Linked DNA regions of Homo sapiens: region 2 is linked to region 1. A link is a contact called in ENCODE Hi-C or POLR2A ChIA-PET data. All regions are on one chromosome and are shown on one strand. Each heading gives the region's core, a stretch centred on a gene start or an enhancer-like site at or near the end of the contact. The rest is flanking DNA. Distances are from core to core; before and after follow the strand shown. Region 1 overlaps ABCC12 (ATP binding cassette subfamily C member 12). Region 2 has its middle 150 kb from the start of LINC02133.

What was found. A loop is a pair of places that touch in the nucleus more often than their neighbours do. ChIA-PET counts read pairs that join two places held with the same protein, here RNA polymerase II (POLR2A). Pooled maps may share reads with other maps.
Region 2: a pooled map shows a loop between it and region 1 (11-fold over the local background). The contact joins two enhancer-like sites. A Hi-C loop is called at or near these places in 4 of 50 pooled maps. POLR2A ChIA-PET finds 5 or more read pairs at or near these places in 2 of 52 experiments (BJ and H1).

The regions. Positions count from the first base shown.
Region 1 is chr16:48,120,952-48,125,267 of GRCh38, forward strand. ABCC12 (ATP binding cassette subfamily C member 12) reads right to left here. Exons shown (of 31, transcript NM_001393797.1): 12 at 3,262-3,333; 13 at 765-889. Among named protein-coding and RNA genes, the nearest start is that of ABCC12, 33 kb to the right of the region's middle. RefSeq lists enhancers at 2,030-3,229, 2,436-2,555. Within about 2 kb of position 2,325, at least 4 of the 41 ENCODE cell types and tissues checked have a DNase peak (open chromatin) inside an H3K27ac peak, as active enhancers do.
Region 2 is chr16:47,710,519-47,714,834 of GRCh38, forward strand. No RefSeq gene overlaps it. Among named protein-coding and RNA genes, the nearest start is that of LINC02133, 150 kb to the right of the region's middle. Within about 2 kb of position 2,186, at least 3 of the 41 ENCODE cell types and tissues checked have a DNase peak (open chromatin) inside an H3K27ac peak, as active enhancers do.

The DNA.
Region 1 (4,316 bases), core at 1,075-3,574:
GTGTTGAAAACATTTACAATATACTATTTCAGTACTTTTGAAATATATAATACATTAAAATTTATCATTGTCACCATTCTGTGCAATAGATCACTAACGCCTATTTCTCCTGTCTAATTGAAACTTTGTACCCTTTGGTCAACATCTATCCTTTCCCCACACTCCCCTCTCCCCCAGCGTCATATATCAAAACACAAAAGTGTACCCCATAGATAAATGTAATTATGTCCATTTAAAAAATAAAATGATATAAAAAAGATGATGGCTCAAAGTAAATCAAGTAATTATAAGTTGAGCTTTGTTTTTATTTAGTTAGACCATTCTGAGGACACTAACAGTGATAATATATCCTGATAGCTCTGATGTCAATTAATAATGTCAGGGCTGATTCATTACATACTTGCTCATGATTCTGAGCAGTTTTGGGTACTCAGCCTAAAGCAAAATTGCTGGATTCACTTTTCTCTAGTCAGACCACATATGCCCTGTTGCAGAGAACCTCGGAACATATGCTCCTCTGCCCTGGGAATGAAGTGCCGATTCTATCCTCTTCCCAGTGTGCAGTCGCAGGTCTGCAGAAGTCGCCTCTCCTGAACGCTTGGCTCAGGAAGAGGAAAACCAGTGTCTGTGTGGATCTGATGAATGTTTAATCAGAATTCATTAAACTCAGAACCCACTTAGCAGTCATTACCAACAGCATCAGCATCTGTAGGAGAGTGTGTACCAAACACAAATGTGCCTCCTGCTTTAAAAGTTAATATTACCTTTGGTGATCATACTTTTCTCCAAAGAGTATGTTTTCTCTCACATTTCCATGAAAGATCCATGCCTGCTGTGAAACGTAGGCCAAAGTTCCATTGACTGCCACCACCCCTTTCTGCAGCTGCATCTGGAACAACAAGACGGGAGAAGCTTCAGGAGCCAAGCCTTGAGAACTTTTCCTCAAATGCCCATTGCACCCTGGCACCCACATATTCCACAAGCATTGGTTATGAAGGCACAAAAGCGTTGACAGGACATCTTGTCCATGCACCAGAAAGCCCAACCATGCAGATGCAGAATCTCAGAGTCAAACACCTGCACAGGGCCAGGCAGGGAATGCTTGAAAAGAGGCAGTGGTAAGCTCTGCTACAAATGGGAGAGCTTGGACTGCAGGGCTGCTCCCAGTGCACATGGCACCTGGGCCCAACTACAACAGGATGTTCTCTGAACAGACTCTTCACAAGAGGCTCCCCTTCCTCCAGGTGCACTGGCTGGATCCAACCCTGCTCAGCCAGGCCCTGGGAGCAGGGCACCACCTGCACGGCTGTGGGTGTTGGCCTTGGCACACCCCATCTTCAGGAAGCAGCCTTGACTCAGTTGCATCTTTGGTGCCATGCAAGGATGCAGGCCTGATGGAGCAGGATTTTCTAATTTGTCCAGAGGAGTCAAAGATCCAGTTTTATATGACATCTTTGGACTTTTAAAGCATTCAGCAATCAATTAAAACTATGCATGGGCTCCAGTTTGTGACCCTGAGTACATATGTTCATTTAAGATGACCCCTCATCGTGGGCATCCAATAGACAATGGTAGACAGCGGGGATGCAACGTTCAAAGTTATCAACAGAGGGTACATGTGGGGCAGGCCACAGTGCTCAGGGCTGATGCTCACGGGGCAGTGGCAGTGGGTCCAGGGGCAAAGAAGGAGAGTCACCAAGGCGGCCGAAGGATGTGATGCCACTTCACCTCAGGAGTTGTGCAATGGACAGAGAATTCAATTTGGAGAAGAGACCATGATAATAACAATAATAATTGTAGTATTTTTAATGTGTAGGGTATATTCCGTGAACTGAATTAAATGTATGTTCAATGTTTTTCACCATGACTGGCCTTGCAAATTATCCTATAGCCAACTATTGCTTACATGATCTCATTCAAACCTCACCACAACTCTCCTTAGTCCCATTTTACAGACAAGGAAACCAAGTGGTTTCATGAGGCTCAGAGAGGTTAAGTTACCTGCCCAAGGCTAAATAGTGAGCATGTGGCAGAAACAGCTGGGGAACCCAGGCTGTCCAGAGTGCCCCCCTGCTTCCCCAGTGACCACAGCCAGGGGCCTGATCCCACCACTGTCTCATGGGAGATAGACTTAATGTTATCTCAAAATTTCCAAAGGACAGAAATTAAAAGGAGGCAAATTTCACTCCAATATACATCAAAACTCTCCAAAGAAGGAACTGGCTGTGACATGATGAGCTTCCCATCACTGGAGCTATCCGAGCAGTTGGGCCATCTCTTATGCAGTAGGATGCTATTAAGAGTATTCACATCATTATGTGGGGAATTGAGCTGAGTCACCTCTATGGCTCACGCTGACTCATCATGGAGGCACACACTCTCAGAGCGTGGGTGACCTCAGGAACTCATCCAATTCAGCCCCCACCTCCACCTCCAGGCAGGGAAGGAGTTGTCATTCTTTCTATAGATGAGTCAACTGAGGCCAAAAGAAGTCACTCATATTAAAACTCATAAGACACATCCCCCCACCACCCTATTCTGGAGTCCCCACTTCTTCAGAAGTACCCCGACCTCTTCCTGAAAGAGGCAATCCCAGCTGCACAAACTTCTCTTTAGCAACAGCAGAGTGGGGAGAAAGAGGACTTAGCATTTTTTTTCCACAAAGCTTCTCATTCATGTGGGATGTGACTTAGAAACCGTGGCAACATAGAGGTTTGTGAAAACTACAAATGGCTTAGCCATTTTCCCTGGGGTCACCCAACTAGAAGGAGCAGGGAAGGGACAATGACCCAAGTCCCCTCCCTCTTCCTACCCCAAGGTTTGCAGAGAAGGTGGGGGCATGAGCTGCTTTAGTTCAGGCATAAAATACATCTATAGTCACCATGAGCTCCAGACTCCAAAGTCCTTCCACACCAAGCTGCCTTGCTGGCATTTCTAAATCAGGGCAGCCCAACTCATGGGGATAACCATGGGTTTAAGGACCCATCTCTCCTTTGACCAAGATGGAGCTTTAGGCAAGGAGGCAATGCCATTCAATAGACCTCCTCATTGGCAAACTCAAGAGTTTGTGAAAAACTCAGCCTCATCTGGCCCAGGGGCCTGGAGCTGCTGCGTGCATTAACCTCCCAAAAATTATTGTGAACCACATGCACAGTGTCCAGTGCAGCCGAGGCCATCTGCTGGGTCCACGCCTGACCGGAAGGGAGCCATTTCATTGTCATGTTAATGTTCCATCTTCACAGCACTCATCACACAGCTTACCTGTCCTAGGAGAGCTGCAAGGAGGGAGCTCTTTCCACTTCCCACATTCCCACATATTCCCAAGATCTTCCCCTGCCAGAGAAACAGAGATGGGACACAGTCACTCTCTCCCACTTCTTAGAGGGTCTGGCCCAAAGGTGCCACTCCCAAACTATGCTGGTCAGGCCAGGCGGAGAACAAGGGGTCACTGCAGGCTCTGGGGCATGGCAGCTGCAGCCACACCACCCTGGCCCACATAAACAGCCTGGGAGGATGCAGGAATGTAAGTCTTAATTAAGTGCTTTCCCTTGTGTGGCATAGCCAAGCACCCACAGGGCTTCTAGAAATCACGTAAGATCACTGGTGTGAAACAGCCTTGTGCTGGTCTGGGAGACACAGGCCTTGAACAGGAAGGCTATTCTGTGCCCAGACTCCAGAAAAGCAAATCTAATGGGATGCAAAAGGCTGTACAACCCAGGGGGACTAGGGTAGCTTTTGAAGTATGGACATCTAGGGGCTTTTCAAAAATCTGGAATTACTGAGAAGTTACACTATTCTAACATTCTACAGCTCCAGATTTATTAATTCAACCAACAAATCATTATCAGAGCCTGCTATGTGCCAAGCACTGTTCCAACCACCAGCAAGAACAGCAATGAACACAACAGGCAATGGCCTGAGTCTACCCTCATAGAACTTACCTTGTAGTCAGGGGAAGATGGACAGGAAGCAAGACAAGCAAATGAAATGTGGGGCAGGCACATCTATGCTTGCCATGGAGAAAAATAAAGCAGGGAAGAGACAGGGAAGGGACAGGGAGTGGGCTAGAGGCTTGGGGGTACAAGGAAAGCCTTACTGGAAAGGTAGATGTCTTAGCTTGAGTTTTCCCAGAAACAGACCTTGAATCAAGGATTTGAATGAAAGTCACACTCACATTTGGAAGGTGCAGGAAATTCCAGTAGGGAAGAGGAGAAGTGATACAGGAAAGGGAAGGTGGCCCATAAAGGGCAGCCTATTGGGTTGGCTCCCTAACAGAATATCCTACACAGGAGGCAAACGGAACTCAACCCTGCAGG
Region 2 (4,316 bases), core at 936-3,435, 410 kb before region 1:
AAAGATTACCTGAGGCATATCTGACAGAAAAAGCAGACCCCAGTTCCATCTTGTGGAAAGCACTAAGAGCTACTAAATAAGCCCGGACATTCCCAGCATGAGTGTATTTCATTCCCTTTGAGATCCCACCATAAAATGAAAGTGAAGAAACTCGGTAACATCAGTCGCCCACTGTCAAGTGCCCACCCTACCATGGTGGAGGAGAAACAGAATGTGAGGTAGATAATTAACGGTCCCATCTTATGCAATCAGTACAGTGAACTAAATGGGGCAGGTTTAAGTGGCAATTTTGGCTCAAATGCCAGCTCAGCCACCAGTAAAGATGATGGGTTCAGAAGGGTTGGGATCATTTAGAGAAGTGTTTGTTTTCTGAGGCTGAAAGTGGGAGCTGTAATCTGGAACCTTTCATGCAACATGTGTTTCTGGTTCTTCAGATTCAATTGTTTTTTGATAGAGACATTGCAAATTATGAAAGCACAGCTCATGACCTAGAAGTTTTGCAGCACGATCGTTTCCCTTCTGGACAACTTCCTACAAGACTCTGGGTTGAAAACAGCAGGATGAATCCAGGCAGAAAGGAGATGCTTTGAATCTGATTTTTTCCTGCAACTTCCTTTTCCAAAATAAATAAATAAATAAATAAATAAATAAAAATAGCGGAATGATTCTCCAGCCATTGAAATCATTAATCTGCCCTCAATTAACAAGATTCTGTTTAGTTTTAAGATTTCTGGCCGGGCGCCGTGGCTCACGCCTGTAATCCCAGCACTTTGGGAGGCCAAGGCTGGTGGATCACGAGGTCAGGAGATTGAGACCATCCTGGCTAACATGGTGAAACCCCGTCTCTACTAAAAATACAAAAATTAGACAGGCATGGTGGTGGGCGCCTGTAGTCCCAGCTACTCGGGAGGCTGAGGCAGGAGAATGGCATGAACCTGGGAGGCGGAGCTTGCAGTGAGCCGAGATTGCGCCACTGAACTCCAGCCTGGGCGACAGACCGAGTCTAAAAAAAAAAAAAAATTCTTTCTTGTGTTGCTTTTATGTGTGTGTGTTTGTTTATTGACCTATGTGAAAGGAAAAGGTGTATTCACATTTTTACTATTCACAATTTCTTGACCCATAAGTTTATTTTATGCCAATTTAGACCTTCATGATCACCAATTTCATCCTGGTGATCAACATTAATTAACTTTCACTTGCAAGTAGCCATGTCCAGGTCTCCAGTGGGAAAGGACAGAGTCTGAGAATTCTCTGAGAGTCTGAGAATATGGGTTCAGGCCCCATATCTCCCTTTTTCTGGACATGGTCGACTGTTCGGCAAATCACTGATGCTCTTTGAACCGCAGTCTCCTTATCCTTTAAGTGAGTGAATTGGGCTGGATTTTTGCAATGCTCCCCTCCACCTCTACCTTTTTATCAGTTCATCTTCCATTTCTGTAACTGCATCCCCTTTCCTTTAAGTGTTTCACTCCCTTGTGTCTGTCTTTCGAAGAGCTTCTCATTCCCTTGTCTTAAATTTCACTTCTATGCTAACTCCTACACACACACATCTTGATGTATAGACACATGTACATAGATAAGAATAGATATGGATCCTGTATTGCTATTTAACCACCAGAAACTTGCACTTATCTGTCCTACTATCTTTCATCAAACCCCTTATCCAAATTTTGTAGAACTTGCTATTTCCTCCCAATACAGATATTCTCCATTCTGGACTTAAGGTCTCTTCTCTATGGCCTCCCCATTATCCCAGAACCTGCACTAATACTTAATATCCTTCTTTATCAATTGCCAAGTCCTATTGTTGTCTTCTGTCTTCGGAATCTGACATCTCCTTTCTGCTCCCACTCCCAGGACCCAGTGGCTTCGTTTCTCAGTAACCACCCACTTGATATCTGGCTCAAACCAGGAGAAAGTTCCCCAACAGGGAGTGGGGACTGCTCACTTGCCTGTCTCACTGTCTGTCATCGAAACCCACAAATGAGACAAAGAGATAATGTGGTTTAGGACTCAGCTTTCAGTTCAGAGGAATGGATGGCTGCAGCCCCAGGAAGAAATTGAAAAGCCAGGGAGCCAGATGCATCCCATGGGACCCTGCCCAGAGCTCGGCCACCGATTGCCCGGGACACCCACCCCAGTGTCCGTCAGACCCTGCCCTGAGCCCAGCCGCCAACTGCCTGGACACCCACCCCAGTGTCCGTCAGACCCTGCCCATAGCCTGGCCACCCACTGCCTGGGACACCAGCCCCAGAGTACATGAGACCCTGCCCGGAGCCTGGCCACCCACTGCTCAGGACACTAACCCCAGTGTCTGTCAGACCCTGCCCGGGGCCCGGCCACCCACTCCCTGGGACACCTGGCCCAGTGTCCGTCAGGAGTTTTGGCTCCATCTTTGCTAAACGCTTTTTGTGATTGATTTCATTTAGCCCTGACACCGTTTCTGTGAGGAAGAGACTGTTGCTGCTTCTGTTTGAGAAATGACAAAGCTGAGTAGCTAAGAAGTTAAACAGGCCCGTGCCAGGCCAGTGGCAGGGCGGGGGTTAGAGCCAAGGTCTGCAGGATTCCAGATCTGGGCTCTGAACTCCCTGCACTAATCTGCCTTACCTTTTAGACCAGCTCCTTTTGGTTTATTTTTTAACTTCTGTATTCTTTTTTTAAATGACAATTGTGAGACAAGATAGCAAACATAAAAAGCCATGTTTGCTCATTTCTGCTTGAACCCCTCACTGTGATGAAATGCAGTCCTCTGGAACAATGCCTTGAGGACAAGGCAGGACAGAGCCCGCGGCCACCCACATCCTCCCTGAGTCACTACATCCTTGAAAAGATAAATAACCTGAACCTTTGCCTTTGCCTGCACATAAGATAACGTCTGAAAGGGTAGTCATCTAGAACCAGATGTACTCTCACATCCAAACTTTGACGTGATTTTGCACATACTCAACCGCCGCCACTTGCATATAAGCTGTGGCTGAAACTGGTTTGGAGCAATCTGACCCATCTGCTCTGGGCCCTAGGTCTCAGCCTATTGTCCTCATTAAGACTTCTGAATAAAACTAACTTTAATTCTTTAAAAGCTTAATTTTTGTCTTTAGTCGACAACAACAATGGCTAAGAAAAAGCAAGTCTAAAGTGGTGTCCTCAGTGGAGGGAGAGTCAGTCTGCCCGTTCTTCATTTTTTTTTTTCTTTTTTTCGAGACAGAGTCTTGCTCTGTCTCCCAGGCTGGAGTGCAGTGGTGTGATCTCAGCTCACTGCCACCTCTGCCTCCTGGGTTCAAGTGATTCTCGTGCCTCAGCCTCCCAAGTAGCTGGGACTACAGGCGTGCGCCACCATGCCAGGGTAATTTTTGTATTTTTAGTAGAGACGGGGTCACCATGTTGGTCAGGCTGGTCCCAAACACCTGAGCTCAGGTGATCCGCCCACCTCAGCCTCCCAAAGTGCTGGGATTACAGGCGTGAGCCACCGTGCCCTGCCTGACAGCCCCCCTGTTCTAAGAATGGAAACTTTCTTCTATTTCTGTTGCCTCTGCCTCTGCTCCATTGCATCTTCCCTCCGCATCCTTAATGGAGCTCCTGAGCCCAGTTCAGGATGGCTGTCCTTAGAATTCCAGAGATTTGGTTGGGGGAGTCGTCTCTCGGGTCATTGCTTCCCATGGGCATGGCACCTTTGATTGACAAACACAGAAGGGCTTGTAAACATCTCTTCCTGTCCAGGACTCAACACCTTTTAAGATCCATGGTTTCTAAAGAAAAACCTGGATTTGGTTGAAACCATGCATTTTGTATGCCATGATTAGGAGGAGAGACAGGGGCTTCTTCCCAAGCTGTGCCCTGCCCTGATCCTGGTGAGGACCCACATGGAGTGAAACCCCTGAGGGGCACCACAGAGGGGTCGGGGAGGTGTGCGGCAGAGACTGCATGCAGGCCCTGGCATTTCCAGGGTTGTACTCATGCGGGATGGTTCTTTTGAATCCAGAGGTTTAGTCCCTAACAACTCAGACCTGCACCTGGAGGAGCACATCTTCTATAGGGGATGGCACCTTTTACTTTCACCTTAGAGTCCACCTCCCAGTCCCCATCCTCCCCGGGCCCCACTAAAAAGAACAGTGACCTAGACTGGGTTGTCCTGATATTTTTCTTGCTGCATTAGAAAAGAATGATGCTATCCTGGCGAGTTTAGAATCCTTTAAGGAACGCGTGATCAAACGGTGGGACTGCTCACATCGATACTGTCGGGAATGAATGTGCCCCTTCCCTTTTTCTCCCATACCCCAAATATCCTTGCGGGTTCCTTTGTTCCTGGGTTCTTCCAC